2 separate regions of the Homo sapiens genome follow, and region 2 is linked to region 1. Evidence: read pairs that join two places in POLR2A ChIA-PET (ENCODE). Cell type or tissue: PC-3. All regions are shown on one strand. Each heading gives the region's core, and the rest is flanking DNA. Links, peaks and the distances in the headings are about the cores only.

What was found. Peaks named below come from ENCODE experiments on the same cell type or tissue, not always from the same donor. Only the 100,000 strongest peaks of a DNase experiment are listed, where the experiment ranks them.
Region 2: POLR2A ChIA-PET joins it to region 1 with 11 read pairs; 3 of 35 experiments call an interaction of 5 or more read pairs at or near these places.

The regions. Positions count from the first base shown.
Region 1 is chr1:145,749,080-145,754,453 of GRCh38, reverse strand. RNF115 (ring finger protein 115) reads left to right here. Exons shown (of 9, transcript NM_014455.4): 5 at 1,405-1,476; 6 at 2,944-3,016; 7 at 3,954-4,047. Among named protein-coding and RNA genes, the nearest start is that of CD160, 32 kb to the right of the region's middle. In PC-3, for the core only: a CTCF peak has its summit at 2,423; a DNase peak (open chromatin) is centred at 2,623; H3K27ac peaks cover 1,171 bases.
Region 2 is chr1:146,033,055-146,038,428 of GRCh38, reverse strand. TRE-CTC1-1 (tRNA-Glu (anticodon CTC) 1-1) reads right to left here and starts at 2,737; the gene lies at 2,666-2,737. It overlaps TRG-TCC2-1 (tRNA-Gly (anticodon TCC) 2-1), which reads right to left and starts at 1,368; the gene lies at 1,297-1,368. TRH-GTG1-1 (tRNA-His (anticodon GTG) 1-1) reads right to left here and starts at 385; the gene lies at 314-385. RefSeq lists silencers at 268-467, 1,208-1,397, 2,616-2,855 and an enhancer at 918-967. In PC-3, for the core only: no CTCF peak of the experiment used is centred there; DNase peaks (open chromatin) are centred at 368, 938, 1,308, 2,748 and 1 weaker place; H3K4me3 peaks cover 3,358 bases; H3K27ac peaks cover 812 bases.

The sequences.
Region 1 (5,374 bases), core at 177-5,176:
TGAACCTGGGATATGGAGGTTGCAGTGAGCTGAGATGGTGCCTCTGCACTCCATCCTAGGTGACAGAGCAAGACTTCATCTCAAAAAAAGAAAAAAAAAAAACAACCAGTGTTTTGTACATCTGAAAATTGCTGAGAGAGTAGATTTTAAGGGTTATTGTTGCAAATAAGTTTGTGAGGTAATGCATATGTTGATAGTTTGATGTAGTCATTCCACAATGCATACATATTTCAAAATATGTTATATACCATAATATATGCAATTTTTGTCAGTTAAAAATAAATAATGAAAAATAATACAAAAAAGCAAGCAAACAAACGGAATAGTGTAGTTAGCTGCTGTTGAACTTTAGTAGCAGGGAAAGTCTAATGTTGGCTATTGCCATTGTTATATTAATTGGCCTAATAAGTAAAGTGGGAACCAGGGACTTAAAATTGCATATCATTGCTGGGCGTGGTGGCTCACACCTGTAATCCCAGCACTTTGGGAGGCTGAGGTCAGGAGGTCAAGATCAGCTTTGTCAACATGGTGAAACCCCATCTCTACTAAATCTACTAAGTATACAAAAAATTAGCCGGGTGTGGTGGCAGGTGCCTATAATCCCAGCTACTCGGGAGGCTAAGGCAGGAGAATTGCCTGAACCTGGGAGGCAGAGGTTGCAGTGAGCCGAGATCGCTCCACTGCACTCCAGCCTGGGCGGCAGAGCGAGACTCTGTCTCAAAAAAGAAAAAAAATTGCATATCATCCAGAACACAGAAGATCCAGTGAAACAATTTCTTCAGGTTTTTCTTTTGCTGAGGCATCACTCCAGTATCTCTTTGGGTAACAAAGACTCATTCGTGTAAAGAACTGTGTACCTGTGCCATCTTAAGTATTCAGAGTGACAAATGCTAAGCATGTGTGTGTTTATATGTGTTTGTGTTATAATCATCTGAAACAACCTTAACATAGAATTATTGCTTAAACTTTTTTTTAAAGGACTCTTTAAATGATATCTTATTCAGAAACCCAATGTGTACAACATACAAAAATGGAACTACCCTTGTTAAAGGGAGGTGGGTCCAGAGTTCCACTGGCTCGGCATCCCTTTTAACCCTTCCTTATGTTGATGTCAGATATTCAGGGAACATAGTTTGAAAAACTATACCATACCATCAGATCCCTTTCCAGCTTAATTCACAAAAATCTATTAATCTGTAAGATAGCAGAGCTCAGGAAGATAGCCATAATAGCAAAATAGCACACCGCTGTGTGGCAGGCTGATTTCTGATGCTGTCTCTTGTGTACTAGCCAATGAAAAGCCATTTTGGTTTAGGGAATTAGTTGGTGATTAGGCAGCCATGGATATCTGTAGAGTACTTTTCATTAGTCTGTTGTCTTATCTAATTTTTTCTTCTGTAACAGAATACTACAACACATCTTTGCAGGATTCTTTGCAAATTCTGCCATTCCTGGATCTCCACACCCTTTTTCCTGGTAAGTAACTAATTGTTTTCTATCTTACTCTATTGGAGTGACATATTTTAGGTGCTGTCATTTCTGTGCAGTAGAGAAAAAGAGCTGCATAGGCCGGGTGCGGTGGCTCATGCCTCTAATCCCAGCACTTTGGGAGGCCGAGGCTGGCGGATCACGAGGTCAGGAGATCGAGGCCATCCTGGCTAACATGGTGAAACCCCGTCTCTACTAAAAATATAAAAAATTAGCCAGGCGTGGTGGCATGCTTCTGTAGTCCCAGCTACTCGGAGGCTGAGGCAGGAGAATCACTTGAACCCGGGAGGTGGAGGTTGCAGTGAGCCGAGATCGCGCCACTGTACTCCAGCTTGGGCGACAGAAAGAGACCCTGTCTCAAAAAAAAAAAAAAAAAAAAAGAGCTGCATAGGTGAGTATGTAGATGTAACTGGAGGCTGCTACACTGCCATTATCTGCTAAGCCCAAACTTAATCAGAACTTTTTTTTTTATTATTATTCAGGCTCAGGAAGGCCGTCCTGGTCCCCCAGGATGTTTGGGTGCTAGAAATGTCTTGATTCCTTTTATATTCAGGTCTGAGAGTTGTATTGAGGTAGAGAATGAGATGGTCCCTGCCAGGCTTGGTATCTGATTTGTGGGTTTCCCCAGTAGACTACACAGGAATATTTTACTCCTTAAGAATTTCTGAAATTGAAAACATTATGCTGAACTTCATTTTTTTCAAAGTAAGAGGATTTGTCAGAAGAAACAATAGGCTGTAATTCAGTATCAGAGTGACACTTATGTATGATGGGATTAAAGATGGAATTTCTTCTTGTCTGAGAAATTATTTGCTGCTTCTAACTGTGGCCCAGAAGGTTTCTTTGCTCAAAGGAACCTCAGTCCTTTTAGGACCTCTGTCATCCAGTAGTCTGGACCTCTGCTGGTAGTGTACCAGCAGCTCTGAGGGAAAATAAAAAAAAACGGTGTTGCCAAGTCCCTTTTATAATTGCTCTAAGTTGTGATTCAGAGAGACTGCTATGGCTGCTTCTCTACTTGAAAGCTCCTCATTGTCCAGAACTGTGGGCGGCCTCTTATAATGAGGGATGTTTGCTGTAGATTTTGACCAGTCATGAAGGGAAAACTCTCCTTAAAAAGCAGCTCCATCTGTGTTTAATATCAGTGGGCACAGAAAACACAAATTTTTGAAACCAACAGGCAATGAGTCACTCTTTTTGTTCTGGCGTGTCATGTGGTACTTTAGGTAGCTTCACATTTTATGTTCTAGTTAAGTAAAATTCTTAGAGAATGAGGTACTATCTCTGGATAGTCTGTTTGATCTTGAAAATGTACAGAATTCTTTGCCTCTTGATCCTGGAGGACTAGTGACTTTCCAGCTCTGAGAGAGAACAGGATCCCTCTGCCAATTTTTTTCTGTGGTGTAAGGCAGAGCCTGGTCACTCCATCTAATGCTGTCTATCTCATCTCACGTATAGGAGCGGGATGCTGCACTCCAACCCTGGGGACTATGCCTGGGGTCAGACAGGGCTTGATGCCATTGTAACCCAGGTGAGGAGCTGCCTTTTGAGGGTGTCTGTTCAGTGTGTCTCATGGTTCCACAGGCTTCCTGCTTTCCTTCTGCTACTTTCTGAAATGGCAGTCACTCTGCTTTCTCTAATATTTTGAGCTTTGGGGTTTCCATTTTACTAAAGGGATGAATGATTTATGGGGTTAGCTCAGCATCCATGCACTTCCTAGGTCTGAGGGAATTTCTAGAAGATGGTTTCACCTCCATAGGAAGAAAAGACTTCTATAACAAATAGTATTTTGTATTTTTGTCTCTCTTGCTCAGTTCTATAAGGATTCTATTAACAAATATTTCACAAAAAAAGGAGGGTTTCCTCACATGTTGAAGCAGGGATTTCTGCTAGATGGAGCAAAGTAGGGGAAGGAAGCAGAGAAAAAAGTATTCCCATGCCATGTATAATTGCTTCCACTTGTTTATGTTCATTTTAATTTGATTGGTTTTTCATTTCCGTTGTGGATTTCTGAGACTAGAAAGCATGTCCTTTATATTCAGTCGTCTTATAGGCAGTAATTTACCTATTTCTTGGCTCACGTTATGCTACTTTTCATACTCTCGCTTTTTTCTTCTTCCAGAAGATGAAGCTTTTGGACCAGTTACATTTTACTTTTTATTAAGCTATAGTTTTACTCGTGACACCACAACCCTTTTGCTGCCTCTGAAGTTGCTTTATGCCTAGAGGTGGGCCTTGCAATCATGGGTTTGTCTGTAGGCTTATACGAACGTCACTCTGAAATTGTAAAGCAATTATGAGTGTTCTGGCAGCAGGAAAGGGGAAACCCAAGCCTCTCAGAGCCTTGCAGAAGTAAGAGTAACTAACATACCTAATGTCTGCACTGTTTGTTCTCAGCTGGAGCAGTTCCCTCTCCAGGGATATTGCGATGTCTGCCACTTCGTCTTTTTCTTTCTCTTTTTTTGTAGCTTTTAGGACAACTGGAAAACACAGGCCCTCCCCCAGCTGACAAGGAAAAGATCACATCTCTTCCAACAGTGACAGTAACTCAGGAACAAGTTGGTAGGTTCATTTTTATACTTATTCTGTCATCTTCTGATCTCGGTTCAAAATCCCGGTATCTTCTGACAGGTGAAAAGTTTAAAAAGTGAACAAAATAAAAAGACAAAAAAATAAGAAAAAAAATCCCAATACCTTCCTATATTAAGGACCTTTAAGTGAAGCTATAGCCCTCTAAAATTCCTATCTGGGTGCCAAATCTGGAAAGTTCCTACCCCTTTATTAGGTTAGTCAGTTGGTATTTCCTGAGCAATTATGTCTCTTTTTTAGGTGCCATTGGGAATAAAGAGGTACAAAGATAGATAAGAATTGATTGTAACAAGTTGAAGAAAAACTGATCAAATGATTAAAAACTGTGTTGGACACATGATACTGACATTGGGGAAAGGAGAAGAAAAAAATAGGCTGGGAGTTTGTTTCAAATCTACTTTGTGTCAGGTACAGTTAGGTATCTTAGTCATAGATACTATTTTATTTGTAAGCACTGGAGGAATTTAGTGACAAGGGACAGCATTTTGGTCTGGGAGTTTCTGTTCCCATCAGTTCGGGTTTAGAGTTAGAGATTTTAAAGACAAGGTGGGCTATCTTAGGTCATTCTATTTAAGGAAAAGTATGAACTAATATACGTGGTGTGTGAGTCAGGTAAAGTGGTCTTTAGGGAAGATTAGTCTAGGGGCAGTGTGTGAAACATTGGAAGTGAGAGAGAGCAGAAACAGGGATTTTAGAGTGTTGCAGCAGTCCAGATGAGGTTCAGTTGATGGTGACAATGCTAACAGAAAGGAAAGGATTCAGAAGATCATTTTGGAGAAATGCTTTCCTCACTCATTGCATAATGGGATGAAGAAGGGGAAAGAGTCAAAGAGAATTCTGAGATTTCACAGCTTTGTAACTATAAACATGGTGCTGCCATCTTAAGGGACAGGGAAATAGTGAATGGACCCTGGTTTGGGTAAGGAGATGAGGTGATGTTTTACATTTTTTAATTTGTTGATTTTTGAGGTGCCAGCTGAGAATCCAAGTGAAGAGGAGCTGGGGATTGCTGTGGAGCTGGTTTGAGGGAAAACTAAGTTGTAGCAAAGTATAGGATATATTTGGAGGGTTAAGACCGTGGAATTTGGGATACTAGCTGGGAGGCTGTTGCAGCAGACTAGGCATGAGAAGTAAAAGAATTAGGGCTAAGGTGATAGGAATGGAGAGTAAGGAGTGAATCTATTAAGTAGTAGTACTGCTCCAAATGCCTTATCTGCTGTTAGTTCATGGAGCATATCCCAGCCACTAGGCGTATAGACTAGCTGACAGTATTAGCCAAATTTGGGAAACTCAAAACTTG
Region 2 (5,374 bases), core at 175-5,174, 280 kb before region 1:
GCGACAGAGCAAGACTCTGTCTCAAAAAAAAAAAAAAAAAAAAAATTCTGACATTGTGGGGAGGCGTCTCAAGCTGGTCGCGAACTCCTGGGCTCCAGGGATTCTCCCGCCTCCGAGACTTCCCAAAGCTGCTGGGATTACGTAATGGCGCGAGCCACCACGTCGGCCTGGAGCTATTGTTATTCACCGAATCTGTGGACTGCACTTCCGCGGGGATGCCTTAAGCGAAGGCAGAATTACAAGCATGTGTCACTCTTTTAAAAGTGTTAATTAAAAAAAAAAAAAACCGCCACCCCAGCAAGTTAGAACCACCTGCCGTGACTCGGATTCGAACCGAGGTTGCTGCGGCCACAACGCAGAGTACTAACCACTATACGATCACGGCGAGCCACTAACCAGGCGGCGCGCTACAGCTGGATTTAATGCCTCTTGAAATAGGAATGGCTATTTCGTGCTACTTTTATTTGGCCAGTCCCTGACGTCCGCATCAATCAATTCCAAACTTTTTCACTCTGCAACCTTGAAGCTCCGACACCTGAATCAGTTTCTTAGACTCTAAATCCCTCGATGCCAGCGATAGCACCACCCGCTCCGCTGGGCGGCGGCGGGCCAAGGTCCTGACTAGAGGGCAGAAAGCGTCAGCTGCAACCCGGGACCACGCCGCCTCTCGCCTCTCTCCTCTCACCTCTCTGCCTCCATTTCCCTCTTCCCCCTCCAAGGAATCAAGCTGCTTCGCCCAGGGATGAGAGGGGCAGCCTCGAAGGATTTTTCAAATTACATCTGCAGCCTGTACCACGGAATTGAGGTTTCTCTTCCCAGAATGGTGGAACCGGAAGAAAAACGGAGCTAGTGAGCTGGGGAGGGGATGAGAGCCCCGTCTTAATTTCTTGCTTCCCTCACAGGTACAAGAAGCGCTGTGTACTCTCTGGCATTGTGGGAGCTTGTGCTGACTTCCTCATCTTGACTCATAAATATATCAGAGCCACCTCTGCCGATTCAGAAAAACAAATCCAACCAGCCTCTATTTCAGACACTTCCTTAGACCCCTAGGAGAGTTATTGTTAACTTCCCTAGACCCCTAGGAGAGTTATTGTTTGGACGCCAGCGGCCGAACCCATCAGACGGGCTAGGCGCGCACGTGCAGTTACCAAAATACAGATGTTTACTGTGGGAGGGACAGACCATACTGGTGCAGACCTAGGACACAAAAGTGGTCAAAACTCTTTTCCTGTGTTCCCTACTTTGCTCGGTTTCCAGGCCTACTCAGTCTAAAAAGCTGAAGAGAAAAACTGACACTGCGTTGGCCGGGAATCGAACCCGGGTCAACTGCTTGGAAGGCAGCTATGCTCACCACTATACCACCAACGCATCTGAAATACGCTTGATTCCTTTAGAGTATCAGAACTAAATAATCAGGTTTGTCTTCCCGTTTATTTCTAGGCTAAGCAATTTAGACTGCAGGAAAAACCTACAAGAGGAAAATTAAAAGGAAGCTCTCTGGAATTTCTCCTATTAAAAATTCTGTAGTAGTATCTTGTTTCACAGCTTTAAGAAAAGTCAATTCTAGTTTCCTGGACATTTATTCCACACATGCGCAAAATTACATATGTACAAGACCGTATATGACAGCATTTTTTTTTCCAAAGAGCAAAGGGCTAGAAATAACCTAAGTGTCTATAATAGGAAGCTGGCTAAACTAATTATGGAAAATCCATACAACGGAATGCTATGTGCCAGAAGAAAGAATGAGGAAGTTCTTCATGTCTAATCTGTAAGTACTTCCAAAATATACTGTTAAATGGAAAAGGCAAAGTGCAGAAAGTGTGTATAGATTACTTCCATTTGTACAAGGGGGAGAGAATGTTTAAATATATATACGTATGTATATATGCATGTACTTGCATTTGCATAAAACATCTCTAACATCATGAAGAAACTTAACAGCGGTTACTTCATTAGAGAGAAAATAAATGGTAGAGGTGAAAGGTTTATCAGTTCTGCCCTTTTGTATATTTGAATCCTAAACCATGTAAATATATTACCTTTTCGAAAATCCAGTAATTAAATTGAAAGAAAATACGTTACTGAAGGATATTTATTTCCACTGCAAAGTGTTAGAAATACATTGTTAACCTTAAAAATAGCTGGTGTTGGCCGAGCATGGTAGCTCACGCCTATAATCCCGTCACTTTGGTAAGGCAGAGGCGGGTGGATCACCTGAGGTCAGGAGTTCGAGACCGGCCTCACCAATATGGTGAACCCCGTCTCTACTACAAATACAAAATTAGCCGGGCGTGGTAGCGCAGGCCTGTAATCCCAGCTACTTGGGAGGCTGAGGCAGGAGAATCGCTTGAACCCGGGAGGCGGAGGTTGCAGTGAGCCGAGATCGCGCCACTGCACTCCAGCCTGGGGCAACGACAGCGAAACTCCGTCTCAACAACAACAAAAACAGCTGGTGATAAAATAGTATTATAGCATACTTCCACTTTGTTTCAAAACCTAGATATTGAGTGGTCTTCGGGTGATAGAATGGTGAGCGATTTCTTTATTTGTGTTTTTCTACATTTTCTGTATTTCAGTTTTCAGTGGGATGGGGAAGATTGACTAGCAGATAACGTTTATTTAAAAGATCCTGAGAGAAAGCAGTAAAAGAAGATGTTACTCTTTCCCTGACCGGGAATCGAACCCGGGCCGCGGCGGTGAGAGCGCCGAATCCTAACCACTAGACCACCAGGGAAGCTGCTAACCCTTCCCGGTTGCAGCTATATGATTCTACTAAGTGCTGCGGTTCGTGCCTGTAACTGCTAAACACTGAAGCCAAAGTGGCCAGATTGCTGGAGCTCCTAGTTCGAGACCAGCCTGGGCAAAGTGGCAAACCCGGGCTCTATCAAAAGCACAAAAAAATTAGCCGGGCGTGGTGGCGCTTGCCTGTAGTCCCATCTACCCGAGAGGCCGGATCGCTTGAGCCTGGTAGGCGGAGGTTGCAGCGAGCCGTGATCGTGCCACTGCACTCCAACTTGATGACAGGGCCAGAGCCTTCCTCAAAAAAAAAAAAAAAATTACATTATTCTAACTAAAAGTTTATTTCCACTTATTCTTTTTCATATTATTTTTCACTGCCTAGATTCTGAGATTCTTGCATACTGGGCCTTTCCTATGTTGGGGCTTCTTCCCGGTACTTCTTTCCTGCAGTAGAAAACATTGTGAAAGAATTCTCCAGCCCGGCTCTCAGAGCCTAGGGAGCATCGTGTACACGTGATTACAGTCCCCAAGACCAGAGACCAATGTCCGGAGAGAAGAGGGTGAGACAGAGAGGAAGCTCACCTCCTTGTAGTTGCAGTGATTTCCGAAATTGTGAACATTAGAAAAGTAGAGACCCAGCTACGTCTTTGCCAAAAACAACCAGGAACTTTTCCTTAAGGAACATAAAAGACGTCATGCGAGTAACACTAGGAGATCCTGGGCCCACTGTACCTTTTTTCATGTCGTGTGAATTGTAGGCCAAACTGTTAAAACAAATATTACAGACGAGTGAAAATCACTCAGCCTAGAGGTACTTGGTGCTCAGCAGGATCTGAGCTCAACTCACTAGTGGGAGACTAAGAGAAACTCAGGGCCTTTAACCTTTAAAAATTACGAGGTCCCGGGCGCGGTGGCTAATGCCTGTAATCCCAGCACTTTGCGAGGCCGAGGCGGGTGGATCACGAGGTCAAGAGATCGAGATCATTCTGGCCAACATAGTGAAACCCCGTCTCTACTAAAAATACAAAAAGTAGCCGGCGTGGTGGCGGGCGCCTGTAGTCCCAGCTACTCGGGAGGCTGAGGCAGGAGAATCGTTTGAACCCGGGAGGCGGAGGTTGCAGTGAGCGGAGATTGCGCCATTGCACTCCAGCCTGGGCATCAAGAGTGAAACTTTGTCTCAAAAAAAAAAAAAAAAAAAAAAATTATGAGGAAGCCGGGCGCAGTGGCTCAGACGCCTGTAATCCCAGGACTTTGGGAGGCTGAGGCGGGTGGATTACCTGAGGTCAGAAGTTCGAGACCAACCTGGCCAACATGGTGAAATCCTGTCTCTACTAAAAATACAAAATTAGCCAGGCGTGGTGGCGCTTGCCTGTAATCCCAGGACTTTGGGAGGCTGAGGCGGGTGGATTACCTGAGGTCAGAAGTTCGAGACCAACCTGGCCAACATGGTGAAATCCTGTCTCTACTAAAAATACAAAATTAGCCAGGCGTGGTGGCGCTTGCCTGTAATCCCAGCTACTCGGGAGGCTAAGGCAGGAGACTCGCTTTAACCCAGGAGACGGAGGTTGCAGTGAGCCGAGATCACGCCATTGCACCCCAGCCTGGGCAACAAGAGCAACACAAAATAAAAATTGCGAGGAAGGAAAAGAGGGAGTGAAGAGAAAGAAAACTGGGGTGCATGCATTAATGTGTTGCAAGCTAACTTTATGAGCGAGAAAAGAAAGCAAATGCGGGCTGGATACAGTGGCTCAAGCTTGTAATCCCAGCACTTTGGGAGGCTGAGGCAGGTGGATTGCTTTGAGCTTAGGAGTTTGAAACCAGTCCGGGCAGCAGGGTGAAATCCTGTCTGTACCAAAAATTACAAAAAAAAAAAAAGAAAAAGAAAGAAAGAAATCTTAGTGAATTGTGTTTGCCATATTGTACTTTCAGCTTTTCTGTAAGCTTGAAGTTTTAAAAAATAAAAGGTTAAGAAAAAAATGAAACAATCAAAAGCCTCCCCTTCTGGTCTTTTTTGGTCAGATGACCCCAAGTGATGAATTCTGTGCCCATGAGTTCAAGCAGAAATTTTTAAAAGCAACCCCACTCCCCAAACACACTCTTACATCAGAAAATATTTTTGATAATGAATTTAAAAACTGAAAGATTGAATCATCAATGGTGTCTGTATATCAGCAAGGCCTGACAGAAAAAAAAAATGGATGGTGAGATACAGAGTTTGGGGGGATTATCATAGTTGTTGTTTTGAGACACGGTCCCACTTTGTTGCCCAGACTGTAGTGCAGTGCTGAGCTCCTACCTCAGCCTCCTGAGTAGCTGGGACTACAGGTTCCGGCCACCACACTCAGCTAATTTTGTGTCTGTGGTAGCAGAGATACTAGGCCTCACCATATTGCCCAGGTTGGTCTTAAACTCTTGGGCTCAAGCCATCCTCCCACCTCGGCCTCCCAAAGTGCTGGGATTACAGGCATAAGCCACGAAGCCTGGTCTTGTTTGGCTTCCAAAGTATCAATGTTAAAACGTTGTTCAAGAAACGTTGTTTAAATCTTCCACTCATCCAGTCTCCACTTTTCTATGGGTTTAAATGCCATAAAATAGGAAGACGAGTAACTAAATGCTAGACATTTATTTTCAC